7 separate regions of the Mus musculus genome follow, and regions 2, 3, 4, 5, 6 and 7 are each linked to region 1. A link is a loop called in an ENCODE intact Hi-C map of the cell type or tissue named here. Cell type or tissue: heart. All regions are shown on one strand. Region 1 overlaps Akip1 (A kinase (PRKA) interacting protein 1). Region 2 overlaps Scube2 (signal peptide, CUB domain, EGF-like 2). Region 3 overlaps Zfp143 (zinc finger protein 143). Region 4 has its middle 8.7 kb from the start of Dennd5a. Region 5 holds the start of Zfp143 (zinc finger protein 143). Region 6 overlaps Dennd5a (DENN/MADD domain containing 5A). Region 7 has its middle 12 kb from the start of Nrip3.

Evidence for each region. Peaks named below come from ENCODE experiments on the same cell type or tissue, not always from the same donor. Only the 100,000 strongest peaks of a DNase experiment are listed, where the experiment ranks them.
Region 2: it touches region 1 in a loop (6-fold over the local background); 5 of 42 quality-filtered maps call a loop at or near these places.
Region 3: a loop joins it to region 1, with 8 times the contacts of the local background. A loop is called at or near these places in 5 of 42 quality-filtered maps.
Region 4: it touches region 1 in a loop (3-fold over the local background); 2 of 42 quality-filtered maps call a loop at or near these places.
Region 5: a loop joins it to region 1, with 2.3 times the contacts of the local background. A loop is called at or near these places in 3 of 42 quality-filtered maps.
Region 6: a loop joins it to region 1, with 9 times the contacts of the local background. A loop is called at or near these places in 13 of 42 quality-filtered maps.
Region 7: a loop joins it to region 1, with 2.1 times the contacts of the local background. A loop is called at or near these places in 5 of 42 quality-filtered maps.

What each region holds. Positions count from the first base shown.
Region 1 is chr7:109,705,155-109,709,154 of GRCm38, forward strand. It overlaps Akip1 (A kinase (PRKA) interacting protein 1), which reads left to right. Exons shown (of 6, transcript NM_020616.2): 4 at 2,244-2,357; 5 at 3,787-3,867. Among named protein-coding and RNA genes, the nearest start is that of Akip1, 3.5 kb to the left of the region's middle. RefSeq lists an enhancer at 1,658-4,000. In heart, a CTCF peak has its summit at 2,067 (motif pointing right); no DNase peak of the experiment used is centred here; H3K27ac peaks cover 1,663 bases.
Region 2 is chr7:109,802,615-109,806,614 of GRCm38, forward strand. It overlaps Scube2 (signal peptide, CUB domain, EGF-like 2), which reads right to left. Exons shown (of 22, transcript NM_020052.2): 19 at 3,429-3,626; 20 at 1,994-2,146. Among named protein-coding and RNA genes, the nearest start is that of Nrip3, 23 kb to the left of the region's middle. In heart, a CTCF peak has its summit at 2,432 (motif pointing left); a DNase peak (open chromatin) is centred at 1,947; H3K27ac peaks cover 289 bases.
Region 3 is chr7:110,081,568-110,085,567 of GRCm38, forward strand. It overlaps Zfp143 (zinc finger protein 143), which reads left to right. Exons shown (of 16, transcript NM_001374618.1): 10 at 225-350; 11 at 1,624-1,803. Among named protein-coding and RNA genes, the nearest start is that of Zfp143, 22 kb to the left of the region's middle. In heart, a CTCF peak has its summit at 2,407 (motif pointing left); no DNase peak of the experiment used is centred here.
Region 4 is chr7:109,967,121-109,971,120 of GRCm38, forward strand. No RefSeq gene overlaps it. Among named protein-coding and RNA genes, the nearest start is that of Dennd5a, 8.7 kb to the left of the region's middle. In heart, a CTCF peak has its summit at 1,873; DNase peaks (open chromatin) are centred at 1,251 and 2,111.
Region 5 is chr7:110,057,770-110,061,769 of GRCm38, forward strand. It overlaps Zfp143 (zinc finger protein 143), which reads left to right and starts at 3,942. Exons shown (of 16, transcript NM_001374618.1): 1 at 3,942-4,000. In heart, CTCF peaks have their summits at 1,564 (motif pointing left) and 3,269; a DNase peak (open chromatin) is centred at 3,752; H3K4me3 peaks cover 1,975 bases; H3K27ac peaks cover 2,141 bases.
Region 6 is chr7:109,890,878-109,894,877 of GRCm38, forward strand. Dennd5a (DENN/MADD domain containing 5A) reads right to left here. Exons shown (of 23, transcript NM_021494.1): 23 at 2,903-3,938. The coding sequence ends at 3,755. Among named protein-coding and RNA genes, the nearest start is that of Scube2, 27 kb to the left of the region's middle. In heart, a CTCF peak has its summit at 1,882; DNase peaks (open chromatin) are centred at 1,131 and 1,934.
Region 7 is chr7:109,791,095-109,795,094 of GRCm38, forward strand. No RefSeq gene overlaps it. Among named protein-coding and RNA genes, the nearest start is that of Nrip3, 12 kb to the left of the region's middle. In heart, a CTCF peak has its summit at 1,823 (motif pointing right); no DNase peak of the experiment used is centred here; H3K27ac peaks cover 314 bases.

The sequences.
Region 1 (4,000 bases):
TTCCTAAGTCTAGCTGTTGAGGATAAACAAAGCACAAATGTTCTCCCGCCTCTTCTGAGTTTTCAGTCATGTGAAGGAGTATTGCGCTTCTTTGCTGAATCCCACAGTTACTTGATTTGAGGGTGTTTCCTTTTTCCTTTGAAATGAAGTGAAAATCTCCAGGATCACACCTGAATTGTTTTGTTTTCAAAATGTGCTGAATCCAAAACTTCAAGTCTGTTTGTTAGGGTTTGTTTTTTGTTGTTGTTTTTCTAGACAGGGTTTCTTTGTGTAGCCCTCCTTATATTGGACCTTGCTCTGTAGACCGGGCCAGCCTCGAACTCACCTAGATCTACCTGCTCCTGCCTCCGGAGTGCTCGGATTCAAGGCCTGTGCCACCACTACCTGTATGTTAGTATGCTAGGTCTTTACCTTCAGTGTTTGTTTCAGTTTCCCATTGGTATATATTGGATTGTGGGTTTATAAACAGTTGGTGATAGAGATAGCCATGTGAAACAGGTACAGGGATGTGGTTTTTGAGTGGCAGGACCAGCTTCCCATGGATCAAACCGTGTTCTGTAACGTTCAGCTATCCCAGTGGTCGCTCCTAAGCCTCACCTAAGGTCACTTCTCACTGTGACCAAGCAGTGAGAAGTCGCTGCTGCACTCCAGGCTGTAAAACTTCCTTCATCGTGCTCTCTGGCCTTTAGTAAGGTTCACATTTCTAAAGCCCCAGGCTTTATTATCGGCTTTTTTGGTTTAAACTGAAAGATGGATGGTAAATTATCACAACACCATGACATCAGGGACACCAGGCTTTCCTGAGAGTGGCCTGGCTTTAAGGATATGGGTGTCTAAGCTGGAAGGAAAGGAATTGTTTTCGCTACGCTTGTAGGCTTCAGATATTAAGATCAGTAAACTGCCAGTTTTTCTGTTTTGTTGGGGATAAGCTCTGGAGTCGCTCAGACTTGTTCTTTAAGAAAGCCTTCCTTGCCTTGAACTCTTGATCTCCCTGCTTCCCCTTTCTGAGGGTAGGGATCATGGACATCCACCACCGTGACCTCAGGGATACCAGGCTTTCTGTGTCTTACATACTTCAAGCAAAACATACATACAAAACTTCTATGTCTTACAAACATTCTTTAGCTTCCACGAATGGGATTTCAACCAATGAGATACAGTTCAGAGAAGTGTTTGTTTGTTTGATTGTTTTGTTTTGTTTTTTGTTTTTTTGGTTTTTTCGAGACAGGGTTTCTCTGTGTAGCCCTGGCTGTCCTGGAACTCACTCTGTAGACCAGGCTGCAGAGAATATTTTTAATGTTCATATTTATCCTAGGGTTGCTATAGGACAATCTGTACCCTCAGCTCTACTACAAAATGGTTACCTTAGACACTTGGTTCATGGTCCAGTCAAAGGAATCGTAGTTGGCTTTGAGGCTTAGCAAGCTGGTGTTCATGTTCCACTTCAATCCTGTTATGGAATGGCACTTCAGAACATGGTGGCTTTTTAAAGACTTAGAAAATTATTCTGGGTTTGGCTCCATAATTTTAAAGCAGCCCTTAAAATGTCATAGGTCTATGTCCTGAGTTCTCTCCCCAGCTTCTCAGTCCTCTCATCACATTCCTTCGACACTGTCTCTAGAGTATGTTCCAAACAGGCTTAAGATGTCTTTATTACTCATGGTCCAGGGCAAATCTAAGGTTAACTTGGAAGAGGAAGAAGGAACTAAACAAGAAGAATGTAGCTTTTCTGATCTTTTGGAGTATTCCTAAATTAGAGATCTCTCTCCTTTCCCTGGGGGAAATCCTAGGGGAAAGGCTGTGTTTGTGTGGCTTTTAGGTTTATGTTTTGTAGGCTTCTGTGTTTCTTCAACTTAAGGAAATCGTTCAGTTCTTCCCACATCCTTGTCTGAGCACCAGGAAAGTAAACACAGAATTGTTGATCTGACTCCATCAGGCGAGGAAGTGAAAGGGTGTGTGTACTTGACATTGAAGCAAAGATGTGAAAACCTTTACCCTAGCAGAGAGAAAACATGGTCCCGGCTTACCTTTATTTAGTTGGTCAGAGTTCTTGCCCTACAGAGGCAGCAGATGGCAGCAAAGCCATGCCAAATACAATGTCCTTGTCTTCTCAGGCTTAGGCTTGTGGAAAGGACAGGTAATTTAACTCTTTTCTCATGCTTCCTTCCTCTTTCTGTGCACAAGTATCGTAGTCTGAAATTTTGGCCAGAATATTTAAATGTTCTTTCACCTTATTTCTCTAGAAATACTACTTGTCTATGCCAGAGGAAGGAGGAGCAACCCATGTCTACCGTTATCACAGAAGGAAACCTCCAGAGATGCACATGTACTCAGATACTGGGCACAGTCAGGAACAAGTGAGTGTCCCTGCCATTCCACACAGCACCTGCATGGTCTCAAGATTGATATCTTAGTTTGGAAGTCCCTGTGAGATTTTGTGTTACCAGCTGCCTGTGTGACTCAGCATTACAGTGCTCAGCAGACATGTCACTTGACAGCCTCAGGGAACTTCCAGAAATAGGAGTTTGTCTGAAGCATGAGATTATTTATTTCACTCTAGGATCTTCAGTTGAACCTGTTCTCCTGGACTGTGGAGTTCTTAGGCAGGCTTAAGAACCACATATTTTTATATGCATCTGGGAATACAAAAGAGGGTTATTTTAAAGGTTTTATTTTTGAGCTAGGCGTGGTAGTGCATGCCTTTAATCCTAGCACTTGGGAGACAGAGGCAGGTGGCTCTCTTGAGCTTGAGGTCAGTCTGGTCTACATAGAGAATTTTAGGACAGCCAGGTTGACAGTGACTGCCTGAAAAGCTTTATTTTCAACTACATGGGTGCATGTGTGTCTGTGTATGGGTATGTGCACACAAATGCAGGTGCCCAACAAATCTAGAAGAGGGTGGGTCCACTGGAGCTGAAGTTAACCAATGGTTATGAGCCACCCAGTATGAGCACAGAGAACCAAACATGAGTGCTCTGCTCTTAAAGAGCTAGAGGCCCTTCATCATCTTCTCTGTCTTTTAATATGCATTGCCATTTGAAAGCCAAAGGTTCTGTTTGTTCAATGGAAGTAGGCTTTTTGGTTTTGACTTTTCTTAAACTCCTTTAGTTATAACTTAAGTCCAGATTCAAATCCCTAAGTTAACCTCCTGACTTTTCTGACCTGTTAGTCATCTCAAGGTAGTAGAGTGGAGGGGTTTAGCAAAAATGACAGGAGTGAGCATGGGTATATGAGTAGGCTCATTGCAGGCTCTGGAACCCTTTAAGTGCCTCTCTGGGATGTGAGAGTCACCAGAGTCTGTGTCCTGCAATTCCCTTTCCGCCCTGACCTGAGCTCTCCTAGGAGAGCTCTATTAAGTGAGGTGTATATGTGGCAAAGTGTCATTGCTCTTTCCTGTGATGTGCAAAAGGGGCTCCCTGCTGATAACGGTTCTTGGAGAAACGGGAAAGAACTGTTGCTGAGAGTCTGTTGAGTATCATGACTTTAGCACTTCAATCTTCCCTTCTGTCCAGGAGCCCCATGTTACAGTCCAGAAACAAGGGTGTGAGTTTAGAGAATCCTGCTAGTAAGCAGCAGGCATGGGAATGGGTCTTAGATTTGCCAGACTCCAAAGCCTACATAAAAAAAGCATGACTAAAAATAGTTCTAAGTGTACCAAACAGATCACTAATAACAAGTGACAGATGAGAAAGGGCATACAAAATAATCCTAATAAGATAAAAGAGATGTCTTTGCTTTCTGGAGGTCAAAGCTTATCTTAGCCCTAATCAATATTTGTCTTGACAGAGAAACTGCAGAGGCGAGACATCTGTTGGACAAGAAAGCATCTACCAAACATCAGAGCATTCTCAAGAGTCCTCTTGGCCTGTGAGTACAGAGCTCAGTGTGCTGGGCTTCACCCCCTTCCCCATAAGCCTGCTGGCCCACTGCTCACTGGGTTCTAGAGTGTCTTCACATTGGGAGGTTTACACTGGAGGAGCCACAAGATTTTGGTTTGGTA
Region 2 (4,000 bases), 97 kb after region 1:
TGAACCTCAGAGAACTGGCTTCTTTCCATCACGGGAGTCACTATTAGGACCGCAGGTTGTTGTGCAAACTATTGTCACAGAAAACTCTACTGTGCTTTGTCATTACCAGGATGCTGTCTTTTAAAAATATACATCTCTGTTTCTAAGAGTTCCTGTGCCTCCTGCCTTCCTTCTGCCTTTCAAAACAGGGCAGTTTATAGGTAAGAACTCAGGCTCTGAAGTCTCTAGACTTGGGTCATCCCAGTTCTGCAGCTTTGTTATATCATGCCCTCAGCTCAGTTATTTAAATCTCTAAGCCTGAGTGGCCTCTTCTGTAACATCATAAAGCGACCCAGTCCGCTTCATGGGGTGACCATGAGGAATGTGGCCCATAAAAGGCACCTAGATGCATACCTGGTGCTCAGGAATGCCCCATGCCTGTCACATGACTCTTGCCCTTCTCCAGCATGGGACTCATCTGTAGTCCCCACCCCACCCAGCCCCACCAGCTTGTGCTTGTCCTGATAGGATTTCAAGTGCCAGCATACCTGGCTGAGACAATGCTGGGAGGTTGGGCATTGGTTTCATACACATTACACAGAGAGTCTACCAGCCAAGCTATACCTCCATCCCTTGTTTTCATTTTTTTAAATTAAAAAATGACCATGTAATATGTCACAAAGGCAGAATTACAACAGCATCCTAAAGTGTGACATGTGAAATGTCTTAATGTCTTGATAATGTTTGCTTAAGCCTCAGAGTCTGTTTTCCTTCATGACTCCAGTCAGGAGAGCTTGCTGAATACTGCTTCCAGGAAGAAACTAGACTCAATGTCTCCTTCAGCAGAGTCCCAGAAGTCAGATCCCAAGAACCCTTTTCTTGGGCATTACACATCATTTGAGACTGCAGGGCTGACGAAGGGTCTTGTATCACTTGTTAGAAATAAACTATGTAAAGTGAGTTTAGGAAAGCCAAGGATGTCTCTTTGCCTAAAACTCTTTAGTGGCTCCCTATAAAATTAATTCTATTCTCCTGAGCTTGGCTGAAGGATTCTCACTGCCTAGCCCCAGCCTTGTTTGCTCTCCTCCCTGCCCTCCCCACTGGCCAACTGTGCCAGGAGCTTTATCATTTGGGTTCTTCCCGAATGATCTTTCTATTTATATCCCACTTTATTCTACATGTTCTTTCCAGACCCAAACCTCTTGAAACTGCTCTGTTCTTTCCAAGCCTATTCAGAATAATTGCTGCCTTCTCTCTGTGTGTGCTTCCACTGCCTTATATGTACCCTATAAAAGTATCTATGACAAAAGACACACTTTTGCGTTCTGGTCACAGTAAATATTTGTAGAGCAAGCCTCAGAGTCTCAGTAGGTCTCCAGGGATCGGAAGGATCCAGAAACATCATCTGACTTGCCCAAGATCACAGAGTCCAAAGCAGGGCCAAGACCTGAAGTTAAGCCTTTACTCCATCTCAAGAGTCTATTTAATAAAAGTCACAACCTTAACAAGTTTAAATATCTTTGAGCAATTACTATCTGCAAGTCACTATCCTATGTTAAACGCTTCATGTTCATTCAAATGACTTCTGCCATCACTCACTAAGAAAATAATGCTTGACTGAGGTGCAGCTCAGAGTTGGAAGCTCTAGGTTCCTCGCCCCTGGAAATCAAGAAACTAAGACTTAGAGATAGTAAGTCACTGACACAAGTCCTGGAAGGGACAGCCAGCTGCCTGACCTCAACAGCCACGCTCCCACACCTGACTCTACTCGGATTCCCTGTATTTTCTAAACCATTCTTTTTCATCTCCATAATCAGTGTCCCCAAATGTCTGTTTAGAATGTGGCCCCAATGAGTCAGCCATGTCCTTTTGCCTCTCCCCACCTGGCTGGCTGAGTAGGTGTGCTTGCCAGCATCCGCCAGCTGGCTCAGAAGCCAGTTCCTTCAGCTCAGGGCACAGCCAGCCAAGCCCTGTCATGGCACAGACTGACAGGAGCACCACAGCTTCTGCTTACCATCGTATGTCACATAGGGAACCTGGAACCCCCGGGCACTGTTCCCTTCATTGGACTTGAACTGAATCCACAGTTTCTTTGACCTGGAGGTGAAGGCGATGGGGCGTTCATAAGTCTGGCAGGTTTCATATGTGGTCACAGAATTTGATGAAGCTGCCAAGAAAAAATAGAGTGTGTGGTTCAAGAGGTGTCATGGTGCCACAGTCAGGGAATGCTCATCTTCGAAAACACTTAATCCACACAAGAAGTTAAACTCAGGACTTCTCAGGCTGGGAAGACAGTTCCCTTGGTCAAATGCTTGCTTTGCAAACATAAGGACCTGAAACGATATCCAGAACCTATGTTTTATTGGTGGTGCTGTTTTGCTTTGTAGCCAACATAGTGGTCATACAAGACTGGGCTTATCAACATTATGGAGAGACGAGAAGCTCATGATCGCCCCCTACTGCCACACCATGATCTACACCACTAATGGCTGCACGGAACACAGACATTTTCTCCAGTTGTGTAGATGCTGGGAAGGTGCCCATTGTTCCTGTAAATAACGTCTCATACATGTTTGTAGGTCCCAAAACCAAACAAAAAACAAACAACTCCCTCCCAAAGACAAACATCGGAGAGACTGATGGGAAGAAGAAGGGGTTACCTGGAAGGAGGCACAAGATAGTCATGGAGGAGAATATGATCAGAATATATCATATAGTGCATGAAAATGAAGTAATGAGGTCCATGATTTTATACAAGTAGTGTTTAGCAGTAAATTTAGAAATAGCAGACAGACAGACAGACACATGGTTCCTTTCAAGCATTCTACCTGAACTCTTAGTCCTAACAACCTACAAGGCAGCGACTGTCATTTCTCCCCTCCCCCAGAAGACTACAGTGTTCAGAATGCCCACCCAAGATCACAGACCCAGTAGGAGGTGAATCTGGGATCGATTCCACTCTCAACTCTGTCATCAAGCTGCATTGATATTAACATCCCTTTATGCATTGGTTCTCAACCTTCCTAGTACTGTGACTCTTTAATACAGTTCTTCATGTTCTGCTAATCCCTAACTATAAAATTATTTTCATTGCTACTGTTATTAATCGCAATGTAAATATTTTGAGGGTTAGAGGTTTGTCAAAGGGGTCAGGTTGAGAATGCTTCTTCATAGACAACAGACACTAGAGGCTGAGTCGGGATAACAGGAAGGGTCTTCCTTCCTGGTTAGATCACACCTTTGGCCTCAGGCAGTCCCTAATCTATTTGTTGCTACCTAGGGTGAACAAAGCCAAGCCAGTCCCAGTTAGCTATAAACCCATGTCCCGTCTCTGCTCTACCACAAGGAAACAATCTACTAGCACTGCTCCTCACATTTAAAGCTGGGGGCAGGTCATCAGGTTTCCCAGGCTGCCTTGGGAAGGGAGGGAAGCCCAGGGAGAGACGCACAGGTTTTCCGCATCACCAGGTAGTCACCGCAGTCATCCTCTATGGGCAGGAAGATCTCAGGGACCACAATCAGGATCCGGCGTTTGGGGGGTGGGTTGATGGTCCAGGTGCACTCTGAGTTGGCTGGGTAGTTCCCAGGGTAGTTTGGGGATTCAATATACCCTGTGAAATCCCCCAGCTCCCCTCCACACTTTCTGTCTGGAAAGGAAGTGCCATGAGTTAGGAGGACAGAACACTGTCACTGCTATTCTAGCCTCCCCAAGCGTGGCTCCCAGGCACTGTTGCAAGGAAATGGCACCACCCAGAGAATGTGCATCCTGTAATGCTCATAGCCTCTGTGGAAGCCAAGCAACATGGACTCCCCAAAGTAGCCCACCTTCTCAACACATTTAGTCTTTTTTTTATTACGTATTTTCCTCAATTACATTTCCAATGCTATCCCAAAAGTCCCACATACCCTCCCCCCACACACACTTCCCTACCCACCCATTCCCATTTTTTTGGCCTGGCGTTCCCTTGTACTGGGGCATATAAAGTTTGCGTGTCCAATGGGCCTCTCTTTCCAGTGATAG
Region 3 (4,000 bases), 380 kb after region 1:
GCTGGCCTTGAACTCAGAAATCCGCCTGTCTCTGCCTCCCAAGTGCTGGGATTAAAGGCGTACACCACCACTGCCCAGCTGCCCCAAATATTCTTAATAGTCATTACATGATATCTGCCTAGGATTTGATTCTTCCTGCTTACTTTATGCTCCCTAGGTTAATCTCCAAAAACATGTTTAGAGGAGTATTGTATGGATACATTTTCTCTTTAATTTTCTTAAAGGTTATGGATTAAAAAGTCATTTCAGAACTCATACTGGAGAAAAGCCATATCGGTGTTCAGAAGATAATTGTACAAAGTCTTTCAAAACTTCAGGAGATCTACAGAAGCACATCAGAACCCATACAGGTACCAGTTGAAGCAGAACGTCCTACTTAGACCAGCAGTCGCTTTCTTTCCTTTGTGATTCCTGGATCTCATCAGATAATCTAGCCTGGCTGACCTTGGATTTGTGATGCTTTTACATTGGCCATCCCATTTCTGGGATTACAGGCTAGTACTATCAGGGTAGGCCAGGACTGCTTTTTATTTTATTATTGTTTCTTAATAATTTATTTAATTTTATTTTATGTGCATGAGTATCAGTACTCTAGAACCAAAGTTACAGATAGTTGTTAGCTGCCATGTGGGTGCTGGGAATTGAACTGGGGTCTTCTGGAAGAGCAGTCAGTGCTTGTAACTGCTGGCCTCCAGGCCTGGAATTCTTAATCTGAGGGAAAGGATGGTGACCCTGAAAAAGGTGAAAGGAGTCATTATCTGGGCCTTATCTTAAATTCCTAAAATTTCATCCAACTTGCTGTTTTTGAATGTGAACTTTCCAAGGTGAAGTCACAGAAATATGCACAGTAGCCTAGATCACCAACCCTCTCAGTTTCAGAGATTACCTGAGTAACAAGGTTATTGTCCTAGGATTACACATTTGATAAGTAGCAAAATTGAGAACAGACCCTGGCTGGGCAGTGGTGGCGCACGCCTGGTCTACAGAGTGAGTTACAGGACAGCCAGGGCTACACAGAGAAGAAACCCTGGGGGGGGCAAGGAAGGGAGGGAGGGAGGGGGAAAGAGAGAGAGAGAGAGAGAATATCCCTCTCCTGCTGGTAAAGAAAATGTCTGAGGTCAGAAATGATAATCACAGCACTCGGACTGAGTTCAAGGCCAGCATGGTCTACAGAGCCAAGAGCTACACAGAGAAACCAGAGACAGAGACAGAGGTTCAGAGGTTGATTCTCTGCTTCTAATTTTTAGGTTCGGGGGATCCAACTCAGTTGGGCTTGGCAGCAAGCATTTATACCCACTAAGCCATCTTGTTGAACCTTAGCTCTGTTCGTGATTTTCTTTTCTCTTTCCTCTGACATTGTGGTGTATGCTTTTCTCAGTTCAGTTTTTTTTAATATGCCCACTTGATGATTCTATCTTGGAAAGTCACAGTCACTGATGAGTGTTGAATGCTCTCTCCAGAACACAGCAATGCTTAGAAGGGAAACTCAGGGCCTTCAGGCTGCAGATGGGGTGAGACCCTGTGATGAGACATTTGACAGAACCCCGTGACATTCCCATCTCTGTATTTCTCTTTTTTTTTTTTTTTTTTAACTGTTTAATTTATTCCCTTTTGTATCTTTAGGAGAAAGGCCCTTTAAGTGTCCTATTGAAGGCTGTGGTCGGTCCTTTACCACATCAAATATCAGAAAAGTGCACATTAGGACACACACAGGAGAAAGACCTTATTACTGCACAGAACCTGGATGTGGGAGGGCATTTGCCAGCGCAACTAATTATAAAAACCATGTGAGGATACACACAGGTAATGACTGCTGGGGTCTTGCCCTGTGTCCTTCGAGGCTTTCAACTGCCTTCTTCTTCCCAGTTTCCATGATGAGAAGAGCTGAAGCAGCTCCACACTTTCTCTGCTGAGCTGACCTGTGATGGCACACACACACAACGCCTTTAATCCCAGCAGGGGAAGGCAGAGCCACTGCCAGGCGTGTAACTGCCATCTGCCTCAGTGCTTGCATGAGTAAGGGTCTAGGGAGGTGGGGCGGGGGAGGGGGAGGCAAGCAAGCAGCACTCAGGGAGAGGAAGCTTCAGAATGTAAAACGAAGTCCATTTCTGTAAGGCTGATCAAGTGCCACAAGTGAGCCAGTACCGCAAGTACAGCCAGTGTGAAGGAGGGCTGCTATGTTCATCATAATACCAGCACGAGGCAGCTGCAAAGCAGGATCAGAAGGTCACAGTCATCTTCAGCTATGTCATGGCTGTGAGGCCAGCCATAAGTGGACGCTTAAAAACAAACGGGAGAAAGTACCTAATAAAAAATTAAAACAAAAACAAAACAAACAAACAAACAAAAAAAAAAAACGGGGAAAAAAGGTTTACAGGAATCCCTTTTTTACTGTTTGGTGCCATCTAGTGGTGGCTTTTGCTGCAGCCTAAATAGCAGTTGGGCTGATATTCCAAGTGGTAATTGACAGCCATTTTCCTGTTTAGAACATCACCTGTCATCAGCTGGGCGGGGTAGCGCACACCTTTAATCCCAGCACTCAGGAGGCAGAGGCAGGCAGATTTTTGAGTTCGAGGCCAGCCTGGTCTACAGAGTGAGTTCCAGGACAGCCAGGGCTACACAGAGAAACCCTGTCTTGGAAAAAAAAAAGTCACTGTCTCAGACAGTGACGGCACCACACACACATCTTGGGAGGCAGAGGCAAGCGGATCTTCAAGTTCAAAGCCAGCAAGTTCTAGGACAGCCAGCCCTACACAGAGAAACCCTGTCTCAAAAACAAACAAACAAACAAACAAACACCTGCCATCCTTCAAAATAAGAACTTTTTATAAATTTTAATTTAATTTTTTTTTAATTATTCACTTTACATCCTGGTCACTGCCCCCCTCCCATGGTCCTTCCCCTCCTCTGAGCAGGTGGGGGCCTCCTCTGGGAATCCCCCACCCCTACCCTGGCACTTCAAATCTCTTCAAGGCTAGGTGCTCCCAGACAAGGCAGCCCATATACACACACATACACACATTTAAAAATGAACATAATTTTTAAAAGCTTACAAAAAGGGGCTAGAGAGAGATGCCTTAGTAGTTAAAAGCTGCTCTTTCAGAAGGCCCAGACTGGGTTCCCAGCACCCACATGGAGGCTAAAAACCATCAGTAATTCCACTTCCAGAGAAAATGACCCTTTTCTGACCTCTTTGGGTGCTGTACACAGTTGGTACCTGGACTTATATGTAGGAAAAGCACCCATACACATAAATCAATGTATTTTTATTAATTTATAAAGTATGGGTGTGGTGCCGAGTACTTCTAATGCCAGCACTCAGGAGGAAGAAGCTAAAGGATCTCTGAAGTGGAGGCCAGCCTGGTCTATGTACTGTGTCCTATGACAGCCTGGGCTACAAGAAAAACTGTCTCAAACAAATAAAAAAAAATCTCTGCTGTTACTATTTTTTACTTATAAAGGGCTGAGGAGATAGTCAGCAATCAAGAGCAAGTGCTGTTCCTGCAGGGGACCTGAGCTTGGTTCCAACACTCACACACCATAGCAGGTGGCTCACAACTGCCTGTAACTCCAACTCAAGGGGACATGATGCCCTCTTTTGGCATCTTTGGGTACCTGCACTCATGTACACATACCTACACAGAGACACATAAGTTCACATAATTTTTTCTTAATTTACAAAGAGTGTTAAAGATTAATCTGTAACTCTTACTGACACCTGGCCCAAAATTGAAAGCATTGGTTAAACACTACAGTATCAGCTACTGTGATGGGTTGCAGAGCCACCTGACTTGATAAACACTTATCATACAAGCACTATAATACCAGATACTGTGATGGGCTGCAGTGCTGCTTCCCTTGATAAACACTTGCCATACAAGCATACAAGCACCCATAGAAAAAGCTGAGCACAGCAAAATGTGCCTGCTATCCTATCTTTGAGGAGGCAATGACAGGAGGTCAGCCAATCTGGTCAAGTCAGTGAGTTTCAGGTTCAGTA
Region 4 (4,000 bases), 260 kb after region 1:
CAGCACTGCCCAGCCACCCAGCCTCCTCTCCAGGTTTTAAAGGAAAAGTGTCTCTTTCCTGTTTAAGCCCCTGTTAAACTGTTTCGAATATGGTGTGTGTGTGTGTGTGTGTGTGTGTGTGTGTGTGTGTGTGTGTGTGTATGTGTGCATGCCCTTGAGGAAGCCAGAAGTTATTGAATTGCCTGGAGCAGATGCTAAGGGCCTAACTCCTGACCTCTGGAAGAGCAGAAAGCACTCCCAACTGATGAGTCCTCTCTCTAACCATATTATTTTTCTTTTTGTTTATTGTTGTTTTGTTTTTTCAAGGCAGGGTTTCTCTGTGTAGTCCTCGCTGTCTTGGAACTAGCTCTGTAAGCCAGGTCGGCCTCGAACTCAGAAATTTGCCTGCCTCTGCCTCCTGAGTGCTGCCAGCATTGCCCGGTTTATTGTTTGTGTGCTAATGGCCTCCCACCTCATAGCCTGGTCACTGACTACATCATGGAGGCCCTCTCTCTCTCTCTCTCTCTCTCTCTCTCTCTTTGTTTGTTTCTTTCTTTTTCGAGACAGGGTTTCTGTGTAGCCCTGGCTGTCCTGGAACTCACTCTGTAGACCAGGCTGGCCTCGAACTCAGAAATCCGCCTGCCTCTGCCTCCCAAGAGCTGAGATCAAAGGTGTGCGCCACCACGGCCGGCTGAGGCCCTTTCTCTTAACAAAGCTGATTCCTGGAGAGCAATTGTGTGTCTGCTCCTTCGCTGAACCAGCAACCACCTCTGCTTCATTTTTTATTTAGCCTTTCAGCCACATAACTGGCAGCAGCAAGGAAGCTCCCAAATTGGTCAGCCGCAGGCAGCTTCTGATGCTGCAACAAGAAAGGATGAACTGAGAAAGAGGAACAAGTGTTACGTCACCCGGTGTTACAACTTCCCCAAAGTAGTATGTGAACGTGTGAATGTGTGTATGTAAGTGTATGCCTGAGGTCCTTTTTTTTTCTGTATGATTGACTATTCTGGTACAGAACTGATCTTGTAAATAGATGTGTATGTAGATGTGTTTGAATGAGTGTGTTTGTGTGGGGGGAGGCTAATGTAGGGTAGGGTGGTCGGACCCAGAAAGCAGAGGAATATCTTTGGCTCTCCAAGCCCAAGAGACACTAATAGTTGCTCCTCTCAGCCCTTCCCCTCCTCCCATGTCCCACTGGACTGAAAAGCTTTTCAGAATCAGACCAGATGGGCCTCTTGTGTGCTGCACCCGGCCTTTTTCCTTAGACTGTGAATACAGTAGCACCGTTATTCTCATCAGCTTGGGGACAAGAGCATCCTGGGAAAGGCCGGATGGCGTAGTGAGGGAGAATGAAAAGCCTTGGACCGGATCCCAAAGGGAGCTATATTTAGCTGTAGCTGAACTCTGAAAGATTTTTGTCATTTTTGAGACAGGGTCTCACTATGTATCTTTGGCTGGCCTGGCCTGAAACTCTAAATAAGCCAGGCTGGCTTCAAACTCACAGCTATCTACCTGTCTCTGTCTCCAGAGTGCTGGGGTTAAGAGGCATAAGGCACATAAGGATTCTGAAAGACTCTGAGACAGGGTGATGGAATTGTCATGTATCTCGGTTGTAGTAGTGGTTACATAATGGATCATGAAAGACAATTCAGAACTACCCACTAAATATAGTAAATATCACTAATCTGAAAATACATACAACTTATAACAGAGTATTTTAGGATTTGTTGTTGTGTGGTCTTTTGAGATAGAGTTCCAGATTGCTCAGGATGGCATCAAACTCACCTCAGGTTGTAAATTAGTATTTGTACCTCTGGCTCCTAACACCCTGAGGGTAAAACATAGCATAGGCTGCCTGCTAACTTTTGTACAGACTGTTTCATCAGATGGGTCTCATTGTAGACACCATTAATTTGCACAGTTACTGTAACCATCTTCCAAAAGGTGGCAGTAGAGTATCTGAAGAGAGAGGCATTACCCCCCCACCCCCCACCCCCGCCACCACCACCCCCCCACCCCCCCCACCCTCCCACCCCCGCAACACTCACACAGAGAGCATGTGCTCCTAGCAGGGCTGCTGGATATATGCCAGCATGTGGGGCTCAGACAGGACACAGATTTGCAGAGCTTAAGTCAGCATCTGTTCTGCTCTTCCATCAAGGCTTTCCCTGTGCTTCTGCTCCATTCTCCTCTCACCTTTGACCCTCATCATCTGGTTGCTAGCACAGAGCTGGAAATGGCCAGTGGGTAGGCAGCATCTATACCTACCTTTCTTCTATGCCCAGGGCCACCTTCATTGCCTTTCCACTCATGCACAGGAAACTGTGCTCAGAAGGACCACACACTTGGTTTAATGATATGTGATGAGAGACTAGTGCATACAAAATGAAGCTCTGTGAGCCACGAGTGTCTGGTTTTTTGTTTGTTTTTCTGCTTTCATTCCTTTAAAAGTTCATAAAACTATCTGAGCAGAGAATTCCAGGATCTGTGTGGTTTGGGGGAATTCAGAAATCCATGCCCAGAACAGGATGAGCATCTATGTCAACTTGTCCACCAGGAGTAACTGAAAAATCTCACAAGGAATGCCTGTCAGTCTATTAAGGTCTGGGACACAGCCCATTGGCAGAGTGTAGATCAGGCTGAGCTCAAATTTACTATGTACTGAGGGTGACTTTCATCCTCTGAATTATTCTGCCTCCACCTAGTAAATGGTAGGATTACAACAAGCAGGACCAGTTTTCACAAGTGAGGAATTAAATGCATGGCTGTGTGCATGCCAAGGAAAGCACTCTATCAACTGAGCCACAATCTAACACCTCATTTACTGTGGAGCTTTAGTTCTTGGCTTTTTGGGTTTTTTTTTTTTTTTTTTTTTTTTTGGTTTGTTTTTGGTGTGTAATTTTTTGTTGTTGTTTTGGTTTTTTGTTTTTCTAGACAGGGTTTCTCTGTATAGCCCTGGCTGTCCTGGAACTCACTCTGTAGACCAGGCTGGCCTCAAACTCAGAAATTCACCTGACTCTGCCTCCCAAGTGCTGGGATTAAAGGTGTGGAATCCTATTCTGAGTTCATGAGTCCATCTAGCTTTCTTGTACCTCCCAGGGATCTGGTCCATTAATTTTCCTCCCCAGATATTTGTTTTACATTTTTTAAAGATTTATTTTATGTATATGAGTTCACTGTAGCTGTCTTCAGACACACCAGAAGGCACTGGATTCCATTACAGATGGTTGTGAGCCACCAAGTAGTTGCTGGGAATTGAACTCAGTACCCCTGGAAAAACAGTCAGTGCTCTTAACTACTGAGCCATCTTTCTCCAGCCCCCTTCTTCCTTTTTATTTTTAAAACAAGATGTAATTTTATAGTCCTGGTCTGAAATTCACATAACTTCAGCATCAGGTTTTGGGATTACAGGCTCATACCATCTTTTTAAATTTTAAAACAAAAATTGAGTTTTTTTGTCTCTATGTGCCCCTTGGAGCTGAAGTCATAGGTGTTTGGAGGACATGGGTACTGGAATCCAAACTCTAGTATTCATGCCGAGCAACAATCCATCTTGAGCTGGGCGTGGTGACGCACACCTTTGATCCCAGCACTCTGGAGGCAGAGGCAGGCAGACTTCTGAGTTTGAGGCCAGCCTGGTCTACAGAATGAGTTCCATGAAGGCCAAAGCTACACAGAGAAACCCTGTCTCGAACACACCCCCCCCCCAAAAAAAATCCATCTTGAGTGTTGAGCTCTCTCCAGAGGGCCATAAGGACTTAAAGATTTATTTTATGTGTGTGTTTGCCTTCATGTATGTATGTGCATTACATGGGTGCCTGGTACCCACGAAGGTTGGAAAAGGCCATTAGATTCTGTAAAAGTTACAATCTGTTATGGGGCCATGTTGGTCCTGAGAATCAAACCTTGGTCCTCTTAACCTATGAGAAATTCCTCCAACTTTGATATACTTGTAAAAACACCTAAAATTGCTTCCTTATGTCCTTTGTTGCTTAATAGATCTGGGATACAGCTAGCAGCT
Region 5 (4,000 bases), 350 kb after region 1:
CTTCAATCCCAGCACTTGGGAGGCAGAGGCATTTCTGAGTTTGAGGCCAGCCTTGTCTACAGAGTGAGTTCCAGGACAGCCAGGGCTACACAGAGAAACCCTGTCTCAAAAAAAAAAAAAAAAAAAAAAAAAAGTGACTGGCTTCAATAGCTAGTCTTGCTATACTGGAACTTTGTGGGTCAAGTTGCCAACATAGAGACCCTTTACCTCACAAGCAAAGATGTGCACTCCTTTTATTTTTAATTGATTCAAGTTGCCAAATGTAGATCTGCTAATGCTACAGTATTTTCTTAGGGTTTTACGCTGTGAACAGACACCACAACCAAGGCAGCTGATGACAACATAGCAGCATCCAGGTAGGATGGTGCCCGAAGTGCTGTGTAAAAGTTGCTTAGCAGAATACTGGCTTCCAGGGAGCACTTAATCCAACAAGGCCTTCTGATAGTTCTACTCTCTGGGCTAAGCATATATCTATCACAAGTGTATTCCAAGTTGATCTACATGTAATCCAGATAGAATCTTTTTTTCACACCTACCAAGGAATTGACAAGGTTATTCTGTTTGAGCATATAAAGAGGGACCAAAATGATGCCACGCTCCCACACACACCCAAAAAAAGAAAACAAAAAACCCTTCAACATGCCTTTAGTCCCCTCCTTCACAGGTAGTTGAATGCCTTAGGAGCCAGCTGGGTCTACAGAATGAATTCTACAATAGCCAGGGCTATGCATCAGAGAAGCCATGTCTCAAAAGAAAAGCCAATCAAAAATAACAGTAGTGATCCCTGTGGTACTATTTCAGCCAATGAGCTGAGAAAGAAACCCTACATTAATGTGATCATTAATAGAGAATAAATGGCCCTGATAGAGCAATTAACTTAAAAGGCCTAGGCCTCTCAGCTCATGTATTATCCCAAAATGACCTAGGTGGACCAAAGATTGCTAAGCAGTGTCTTGATTTTAGGATAAACAATGTAGAATCTGAAAAATTAGACTAGCTTTACATATTCACTGGGTTGTAGTTATGTGACTTTAGCTGCTTGTAGCAAGAAGTCATTTTAAAAAGTGTTATGCCTTAATAAGTCCTTAAAATTGTAATTCCAGTGTCAAGAGTGCTTTCATAGCCTGAATTAGGCTGGATTTGAGTCCAAACATTAGCCCTGAAAAGCAATCAAGAAAATCTAGCAAATCACAAAACTGATGGGCTGGTATCCACAAGTAGTGGAAGGCTCTTAGTACCACCCTAACCTTACCAAAACAATCTTAAAAACAGATGTGCCTAGCATATCAGTGTTCTACATATTCATGCTTTCAAAGCTCACAAAGAATTAGAGACATTTGTGATGTTAAAACGGTTACTATATATAGAATATATAAAATCACAACACCTAACAGCTTGAGTACCCTGAGGTATAGGATTTACTAAACTTAAAAATGATTTAATGTTTTGATCATAAAATGCCATCTGTGGTTGGAGAAATAACAGTGGTTACAGAGATCCTGAATTCAATAACCAGCAACCACATGGTGGTAATAGGATCTGATGCCCTCTTCTGGCATGCTGTATATATACAGTATATACAGTTAGAGCACTGAAGCATTAAATAAAATCTTTTTTAAAATTCCAGTGTCATGCCCTAATTTTTTTTTCGTTCATTCATTTTATTTTATTGAGTGCATGGTGGAAGGGGGGAGGGAGGGAGGATCTTTCCCATGCTGGGTAAGATCTATGCCTTGGGAAGGAAGGCAGGCAAACGGGTTAGTGCTAGTGCATAGTCCATGGTGGTGCTTTATCCAAAAGACTTTGGTTGTGGCCTCCCATTTTATTCTCAAAGGGCAGTCTGGGAACCCTCTTGCAGAAGGCAGGAGGAACTGGCCGACCTCCTTATCTGTCTCACGACGGTCTAAACTCAGCTCACCCAGCTCACGTTCCTTATTAGTGGGTGAACAATCCAACGCTTGGTGAATTCTGCTTAACGATAGGAAGAGCCGACATCGAAGGATCAAAAAGCCGCCACAAGCCAGTTATCCCTGTGGTAACTTTTCTGACATCTCCTGCTACATTGTTCCAACATGCCAGAGGCTGTTCACCTTGGAGACCCATATTCTAATTTTTAAGGGTCCAAGTGTTTTGTGTCCTTGAGGATTAAACCCATGAACAAGATGGTGGTGGCATTTGCACTAGGAATGTTTAACCATTGTTCATAACAATATTCATACTGGCCGGGCAGTGCTTGCGCACGCCTTTAATCCCAGCACTCAGGAGGCAGAGGTAGGCGGATTTCTGAGTTCAAGGCCAGCCTGGTCTACAGAGTGAGTTCCAGGACAGCCAGGGCTACAGAGAAACCCCATCTGGAAAAAAAAGCAAAAAATAATAATACTGTTCAGAACCAGAGATGGTGGCACATGCCTATCTATAATCCCATTACTGGCCATGTGGAGGTAGAAAGGTCCAAGAGTACCAAAACAAAGTAGTGGTGTCATGTACCTTTCTTGCCAGGGTTTGATAGGAGTTGTGGGTGGATTAGGTCAAGATCATGTCATCAATTGCCCTCTACATAGCAAATACAAGGCCAGACAGCCACACTCTCAAAAACCATAAAAGGATGTATATTCTAAGTCCTGAGATCCTTCAAATGACATTTGAGTACCGATTATGTAACTATGCCCTGGTTAGATTAATATTTTAAAATTGTGATTTATTGGGCCTTATGTGGCATAGGCTATACAGCCTACTCTTAGCACTTAGGGATATACTCTCCGGTTAAATTCATAGCCTACTGAACTATACTGCAAACTAAAGTCTCAGATGGGGTGAGGGCAAGAGAAGGTAATACTGTAGGTTCCGACTAGATTTAGTTACAAACTCAAGTTTCTCCCGGCTATTTTTCGACTTCATCAATGACATCACCTGAAATGCAAGTGACTGACGGCTAATGCTGGTCAACCTCCTCATCTTATTGGAATATACACCTGGTACTGCGGCTACTGCACTCTTATCTGAAATGCCTTGTATTGGAAATGGCTTAAGGGTTGGGCCGAGAGGATTAAAAAAAAAAAAAAACGTACCACATGCCACAACTAATGTCTCAATAGGTTAAAGAGCCCAACAGATGCTTTCTTCATCCTTCAGTTTCACAAAACAGGGAAAGCGCATGCAAAGGACCCGAGCGACCACAAGTCCACGGACACACTAAGAGCATTCGCTTTGCCTCCCAGCGGAAGCTCGGCTCCGCCGGGATCTCCGCAGAAGCAGAAAGCTCAACCTCCCATGGCATGGTCATGCCCGGAGATTGGGGAAGGGCAGGCAGGTTCCGAACCCAGTCTCCGGCATCAGCTGCGCTAGGCACAGAGACCCAAAGCGAAGGCCTCGGCCGACTCCGAGAGCCCCTAGGGAGCGCGTGGGAGGTTCGGGCCGCCCTCCTGCCTTCCTCTAACCTTCCAATGAAATAACACTCGGCAATAGAAAGGCAAGGCCCATCCGGCCTCCGATACACGCTCCGGCAGGGCCACCGGGAGCTCCATGGGTTCCACATTAGCCCTGTAGGGAAAATGGCGCCCATCACCCTATTTCCCTCCCGGGCAATCAAAAGGACGAACCTCCCTCCCTTGCTACAAAATGGCGCCTCCCGCTGGGGCCCCAGAATCGGCATAATTCACTCGTCCGTGGGGCGGAGTGGTCCGCGATGAGCAGTTTCGCCATCCAGTCAGGCACAGAAGCTTTGATTCCGTACCTGGCGCCAGCCACTCATGAGCGGGTAGGAAGGTCAGGCAACAATGACGCAGGTGAGGTGGGCGTAGTTAGTGGCGGTTTCCTGCCCGTCAGCTAAATCTAGACCAATCGAGAGCAAGAGTCTTCCAGTGAGTGACGTAAAGACAGCCCAATGGAGGGTAGGGGCGGGACTCAGAATTGCTATGCGGGTTGCGGGGCTTGGGGGCCGGGCGGCTGTTTCCTGTCCTGGTGCATGGTGGTCGGACGAAGGAATTGTTGGAAAATTTTC
Region 6 (4,000 bases), 190 kb after region 1:
AGACCAGGACTTTTGAACTAGGACTATCACTTCCAGAACCCAGGAAAGAATAGGTTTGGCTGGTTTTAGACAAGAAGATCTGATAGAGGCACAAGGGGATGTGGTAGTGGTGGACACTTAAGAGTACACAGAACATGAAGGCCTTTGTTTCATACCAGAAAGCACTGTCACAAAGAAAAACCAAAACACAGAGTAGACTGGCCATCGTGGGCAAATGCACTGAGCACACGAATTGCCACTGCTGACGAAGAAGGGGGGCAACGGTACAGAGTCCCGCATACCAAAGGCCATCGCCTCTGCTGCCACCATCTGACTTCCACATACACAAGTGGCATGCACGCCCTCACACATAAACAAAATTACTTTTTAAGAATTATTTCCTATAGTGAGAATTTCACCTGCATTTATATTATGTGCACCATGTACATGCCTGGTGCCCATGGAGGTCAGAAGAGGGCATAGGACCCCATGGAACTGGTTGTGAACCACCCTGTGGGTGCTGGAAACTGAACCTGGGTCCTTTGTCAGAACGAGTGCTCTTAACTGCTAAGCCATCTCTCCAGACCTAATTATTTTTAAATTGAAAAAAAAAAAAAAGAAAAAAAAGTAAATCTAGCAGCAGTTGGCAGGGAAGCCACTGGACTGTAGCGGGAAGGGAGCATGGATTTGGGGCTGGCAAAGGTCTCAATCTGAGTGTTAACTACAAGGTGCCCACGTTCTAGTGCTTCACTGAGTTCATCTGCTTGCTTGCTTGCTTGCTTGCTTACCCAGAAATCTTGGTGTCGGAAGCTTGGGATGAGAGCAGGTGCAGATGCTAAGGCAGGCAGGATGGTGAGCTGGGCAAAGAGAATCCAGCTTGCTCAGAGCTGCTACAGAGGCCTGAGCAAGCCCCATGCAGGACACAGCTGACTCCAGGGTCCTTGAGATCTTGAGCTCCTGGATGTGGCTGCTCTCTTACTTCATTCCTCATTCCAACGATGATTAAAAACACAACAAAAAGGGACACTCGCAGCTGAAAAGCCCTAATTTAAGAAACATGTCCACACTCACCTTCTCAGGAACACTCTCTGCTCAGGGCTGACCCAAGCTCCCTCACTAAATTGCACAGCTGACATCTGGCTGCTGTACATCTGGTCTTGCAGAACCACAGCGGTGGCCAGCTGTCTGAAGTTAAGCCTGTCCCACATTCATCCCACAGACAGGACGAGAGCTGGCTCAGGTTATTAGCTCCTAAGAACTGTGATGGTTAGTTTTAACTGTGAACTTGACACAACCTAGCATCACCTGGGAAGACAGTCTGTGAGGGGATCTATAATGCGGTTGACCTGTGAAGGGTTTTCTTATTTCAGTTGAGGTTAAAGACTCACCCAGAATATAGGTGGCTCCATCTCATGGGCTGGATCCTATACTGAATGAAAAGGAGTGAGCTCATTACTGGCATGCACTAATTCACTCATTCATTCATTCATTCTCATTACCGTGGATGTGAATTACTTCAAGCTCTTGTGGCCTTAACTTCTCCACAGTAACTACAACTGAACTGAATAAACCTTTCCCCCTAAACTGCTTTTGTCAGTTATTTTTATCACAGCAATGACGACTAAAACCGTATTTCCTGGGAATTCAACTTTTCCAGGCCTTGGTTTCCTCCCAGCCCTGGGGAAATCTCCATTTGCTTTGCAGAGTGTAAAACCCTGGTGTTAGGTGTGCCCAGGCTTAAGCTCACGACATACAGCTGAACATCATGCTAGCCTTTCTAGGGGACCAAAAATTCTCCTTCTGTACTCCAGAGACACAGCCCAACCTCTTCTCTCTTCCTCTCTTCTCCCTGCAAAGGAGCTGAGGTCTCAGTCTGTAGCCCACTCACTCCCCCTGCCGGCAGGACACCACAATGTGGCTTTCCTGAAGCCTCCTCCTCATCTCTTGCAAAAACATCCTGTGCACTCACAAGCTGCTCACAGAAGACAGACATGTGCTGGGGTCCTTCCTGCCCTGTAAGTGCTCAGAGCCCAGGGATGGTCCAATATGGGGCTGGCCGAAACAACCAAGAAACTATATCTGCATTGTCTTCCAAATTCTAAGAAACTGTTGGGCCACAAGGACAATGACAGCTGCCTAGGAGGTTGGGGAAGACATCATAGCAGCTGCCTCCTAAGGTAAACAGTACACAATTTTCAGGCAAGGGGAACCAGAGAGAGCAGTTACATGCAGAGCCAGAGGAACACAAAAGAGGACAACACCGGGTTTGAGGGGTTCTACTTGTTTAAGCCACTTCTGGAACGTTCTGCCAGAGGAGCCTGATTGAAAAATTAAAATTTAGCTACGTGTGGTGGCAAATGCCTTTAATCCCAACACATGGAAGTCTCAGAAATAAAAAAAAAAAAAAAGAAAGAAAGAAAGAAAGAAAGAAAAGAAAAATTTAGCTGGTTACTAGGGTCAAGGCTTTTCCACTGTTATACCTGACAGAGCAAACCCTTCACTAGAGAAAGGGCTTCTACACCACACACACACACACACACACACACACACACACACACACACCTGCATGTGTTAACAGAGGGCAGACAGGGCCACCTGTGTTCTATGTTCCCACCCAGTCTCCTACCGTTCTCAAGAAATGGCCCAGTATCATCGATTAAGTGACAATCTTTGTAAGCTTGGCCAGCTTTCCTCCCTCTGCGGTGGGAGAACAACCTTTGCACATTCCTCCTCACTGGCTGACTGAATTAGCTTTGAAAGTCTTGGGCACCAGATAGGGAAGGTGCACGGACTTAAGTCCTCAGGGGCGTCCTAGACAGTCCAGACCCCAGCCGGCTGGGGAGAGATGCACAGTTTGGTCCTCAGGAAGGCCACACTACACCTCCACAACCCACACACCCATGAAAGCCAGTGACCAGTGAGATTTGTTTCAGGTGTTTTATTAAGTGGGCCATACTGTAGCTGGTTTCTAAGTTGCAAAACAACATAAATTGAACAGTAATAACATAGCCAGTTAGACTGACAAGCTTTCCTTCTCTTAAAGAAAAAAAGAAAAGAAAAACAAATACTTAAAACACACAATGGCAGGTTAAATAAATAAGATAGGTGAAGAAAAGACAAACCTGTTAAACATGCTCATGTTTACTCCTGTGCAACTTTGTGCCAACAGGAAACATGATTTTCTGCATGTAGCACAATGACATTGTCCTGGCATGTCTCCTTCCCAAATAATACTGACAAAAAAGGGGAAGGGGGGAAACGGATGTGGAGCTGACTTGGCAGTGCTTGATCAGAGGCACTGCTAAAAATCCCTTTGATTGGAGCATGGGATGTCCCACTCGCACACCTGTGCGTGGCCCGTGAAAGCCAGATAGCCAGAATAATGTTAATATAGAAAACATTAGTTTAAAAACGATGTGGAATGGCCTCACCGCCGTGACGGGGCGGCATGTGGAACAGCCCCACACTTGTTGCAGGCTCAGTCTGGGAGGCCACAGGCTCCCAGCGTGCGGCCATGCAAGGGAGGCACCAGCTTCAAAACAAGCAGCGCCAACCTTGCCCCTCTCTGTCTCTTTCACATGAAAGTGTGTAAAAAGCAGGTCAGCAAATAAACTCTAAAATAGATTATTTTTTTTCCAAAAATCCTCTAGTTTTCTTTTTACAGTAAGTATACATATCCTCTCTGTCCCCCACAACTTGCTTAGGTCCCTTTGGGATGAAGAGGCAGAGCTGCAGGGAGTCTTTCTGGGTCCTGCTGCTGGCTGGTGCTCAGAGGTCAGATGTCAATGCCCTTAACGAGGGAAGTGTCCAGTGTGATGTTGAATTCTTGCAGGGTCTGCAGCACTCGGATCAAGGAATTGACGAGTGTGTGGTCCTTGATCAGCGCCACGTCCTCATACATGTGCGCAGTGATGGGGCAGTCGGCCAGCAAGGCTATCCAGTGGTGCAGGAGGTGATCTCTGGTAGGGTGGGAGTGATCCAGGTAGGTCAAAGCAAGGGAAAAGAAAGACACAGGCCAAGG
Region 7 (4,000 bases), 86 kb after region 1:
CCCAGATTTGAGGTGGGTTTGTATTTCTGCTTCAGGAATCCTGTAGGGAGTATTTGTCAGACTTTTAATCGCTGAAACCAACTTCCCAGGAAGGCAATTGTGTTAGTCAGCATTCTCTAGAGAAACAGAACTTACAGAATGAGTCTCTCTCTCTCTCTCTCTCTCTCTCTCTCTCTCTCTCTCTCTCTCTCTCTCTCTCGATATATTAGAATGGCTTATGGGTGGTTCAGTTAGTCTGACAATGGCTGTCTGTCTACCAATAGAGGGTTCAAGAATCCAGTAGTGGTTGTCTCTGCTGGTCTTCAGTACACAACGGAATCCTGAAGAAGTGGTCTCTAATGCCAGTGAAAGAATGGTCTTGCTAGCAAGAGTGAGCAGGAAAAAATACTTTTTCCTTCTTCTAAGACCTTTATATAGGCTTCTAGCAGAAGGTGGCCCCAGATTAAAGGTGGATCATCCCATATCAAAAAAAAAAAATCCAGATGAAAGTGGGTCTTCCCACTTCGAATGATTTAATTAAGAAGAAATCCCTCACTCATAGATGTGCCCAGCCATTTGGGTTTTAGTTAATTCCAGATGTGGTCAAGTTGACAACCAGGAACAGTCATCAGAGCAACTCAAAGGAGAGAGGTCTCTGGATCCACTGTGAAGCAGAGTGTAGTGTGATGGGGGTGGGAGGAGGAGGGGGAGGAAGAGGAGGAGGGAGAGGAGGAGATGGTGATGATTGTTTACCTAGTGACAGACAGGAGTCAACAACCAGGGAAAGGCTTGGAGAATCCTTCAAGGGCCCTCTTCCTGCAAAGTTGCATCTCCTAAAACACTGCAGTAGCTGGAGAACAAGTACTCAGTACCTGGACTCAGTACTCAGTACTCAGTACCTGGACTTGAGAGGATGTATCAGATTTGAACCATAGCATAGGGAAGAGATGGAAACACCAGATTGTACTCAGAATTACCCTCAGTCCTAGAAAATATCTTGAGATAAGATAATAATCCAAGTTGGGGATGTCATAGCTCCTAGAGCCACAAAGGCTGAAGCATTCGACAGGATTACAAATTGGGGGTGATTTCTTCCTTGTTCTTCCAATTTTTAATAATGATCTAAAAATTTTTTAAAGATTTATTTATGTACTTATTTATTTAATGCACATGAGTGCACTGTAGCTGTCTTCAGACACACCAGAAGATGGCATCAGATCCCATTACAGATGGTTGTGAGACACTATGTGGTTGCTAGGAATTGAACTCAGGACCTCTGGAAGAGAAGCCAGTGCTCTTAACCTCTGAGCCATCTCTCCAACCCAATGATTTAAATTTTTTAAATAATGCATCCGTGTCTCTGTATGGGTCTGTGCACTGGTGTTCGGGTGCCTCTGGAAGCTGGAGATGAATATCAGAGCCTTTGGGTGGAGTAGCCACATGAGGGAGTTGAAAATTTAATTCTGATCCTATGCAAGAGCAAGATGTATTCTTAACCATAGAGCTGTCTTTGTAGCCTCCTCTTTCAACTCCTCTTCCTCACGAACTTAGGAATATATATCCTAATGCCTGCACCATAAAAGGAAATGAGTAGTGATAGTGTCTGCAGGTAGGTGGGGGATTGACAGTATTGTTGATAGCTTGAAATCACCTAAACTTAAGCCCGGCAGAGTAAGTAAGGTTCTAAACCAACATGCTCTGTAGTCTATATGCAATCCAGCATGTGGCCTATCATTTATCAAGATCAACCTTGACCTTCAGAGTCCTATTTGGTTAGCACTTTATTTTGAATTTCAGGCAAATACCATGGGCAACTAAAACACAGGTGAACTCTGTTTTCCAACCACTAGGTGGCACCAGTTCTGAGACTTGCTTGTTCACCAGGTGAGGTTAGACTGGTGTGTCCACACAATGCTAAGGTCTTGCTGGATGAATAAAGGAGCTAGCTTGCCAGGGCCAGTGCTGCCAGGTTTGGTGTTCGGATCCAGTGCCCTTCATGGGCCTGTATTCAAGACTCCAGTGATTAGCTTATGAAATAGCTAATAATGAAAATAGCCTCTGTAAGCGCACTGCCCATCCTAACACTGATCACCACTTGCCTATCCACACGCTTTTGTTTTTTTGCCTCTCACCACTGGACTCTCAGTCCACCAAGGACAGAAATTTATCTTGTTTAGTAGGCCCTCAGTAAATATGCAGTGCATAAATTCATGAATAAGTAAACATGCAACCAAGAAGTACTGGTAACTAAGGACTGTGCTTGCAGTTCCCTGGTAAAATGAAAACCAAGCAGCTACTGGGCTGCTGTCATTGTGGTAGATGTTTTAATTCAACTAGAACAACTTTTCTGGAAACTGAGGTGGTTTATTTTCTAACTCTATTTTGCTCCTACTACGCTATTTGGGGAGATCCTTGATAGATACTGTGTCTTTCATTATTGTATTAGTCAGGGTTCTCTACAGTCATAGGACTTATGGGTAGCCTCTATAGAGTAAAGGAATTTGTTGATGACTAACAGTCTGTAGTCCAACTCCCAACAATGGTCAGTAGCAGCTGAAAATGGAAGTCCAAGGATCTAGCAGTTGTTCAGTCCCACACCGCAAGCAGGTGAAGAAGAGAGTAAATCTTCCTTCTTCCAATGTCCTTATGTAGGTTTCCAGCAGAAGGTGTAGCCCAGATTAAAGGTGTGTGCCACCACGCCTTTAATCCCAGATGACCTTGAACTCTGAGATCTCCCAGTCTTAATCTTCTGGAATCCATAGCCACTATGCCTCAAGATCTCCATACCAAGATCCAGGTCAGAAACTCCTATCTCCCAGCCTCCAGATTAGGATCACAGGTGAGCCTTCCAATTCTGGATTGTAGTTCACTCCAGATATAGTCAAGTTGACAACCAGGAATAGCCACTACAATTATCTTCAGAGTTTTCCTCTGTAGCCTCTGTGGCTGGGCTAGTGGTTGCTATGTGCCTAGGCTGGCCTCAAAATGACAGTCACACTGCTGCCTTTACTTCCTGAGTGCTGGGATTACATGTGTGAGCTCCCATATCTAGCTTACTTGTGTCTCTGTGGCTATATTCATTGCCTTTAATCCTTGCTGGGCCACCAGCCAGTCTCCCACAGAGTACCTAGAGAATGGAGATGGGATACTAGGAGCTCACATACCCCTAGAATAGGAGATGGTCACAGAAAGGAGGACTATTAGTGGCTTCTAATTTCTAAGGATGAGTCCCTCTGGCCTCTTCCAGGAACTGCCCTAGGGACAGCTCATGGCTGCCTATCAGGTAATCATGGGTAAGAAGGCTCCCTTTACTTAATGAGAAGCCATTTACCCTCAGTTAGTCCATTTGCCTCTCATATGCTCCTGAGAAGTCAAGAGACATGGTTTGTAAAGCTCTCGGGACCTCTGGGACAGGAAACAGATGTAAACAGTCCTACACAGTGGCATCTCTTCTAGGTTGATATTGTAGCTAGGCCTGATGGGGATCCCTGGGGACCAGCTAAAGCAGTCTGCAGCAGGCCACAGTCCTGGTCCATCTTCCTGCAAAGTTCTACCCAAGGGCAAGTGCATCCTTACTTCTTGCTCTCAGCCTTCACTTTTCTCAAGTTCCCACATGCCATGTGAGAATCATCTGCAAACTTAAATCCAGCAAACGCCTATAGGCATTGCACTTAACAACTCAGAGGATGATTCAGAGGAAGCAATTTCCCCAAGGGATGGTAATCATCTGTTAGTGTGAAAAGGCAGGCTCTCATTACCATTGCAAGTGGGGGGGGGGGATGTTGTTGGATCAGATGCAGCGCTACAGTATGTGGTTACAGAACAATATCCACAGCTGGAAGGTGGGACTCACAGACTCCCATGCCTGCTCAGAACTCACCCACAGAACCAGCTCTAATGGCAGGAAGGTGGACACTCAGCTTTGGAACCCTCCCCCTCCCACCTAGATGAGTGGCCGCAGCCTCCTTGTGCAGTTTCCCATGCCTGCCTCCTCAAAGGCATCCACACGGGCGGAGTCTCA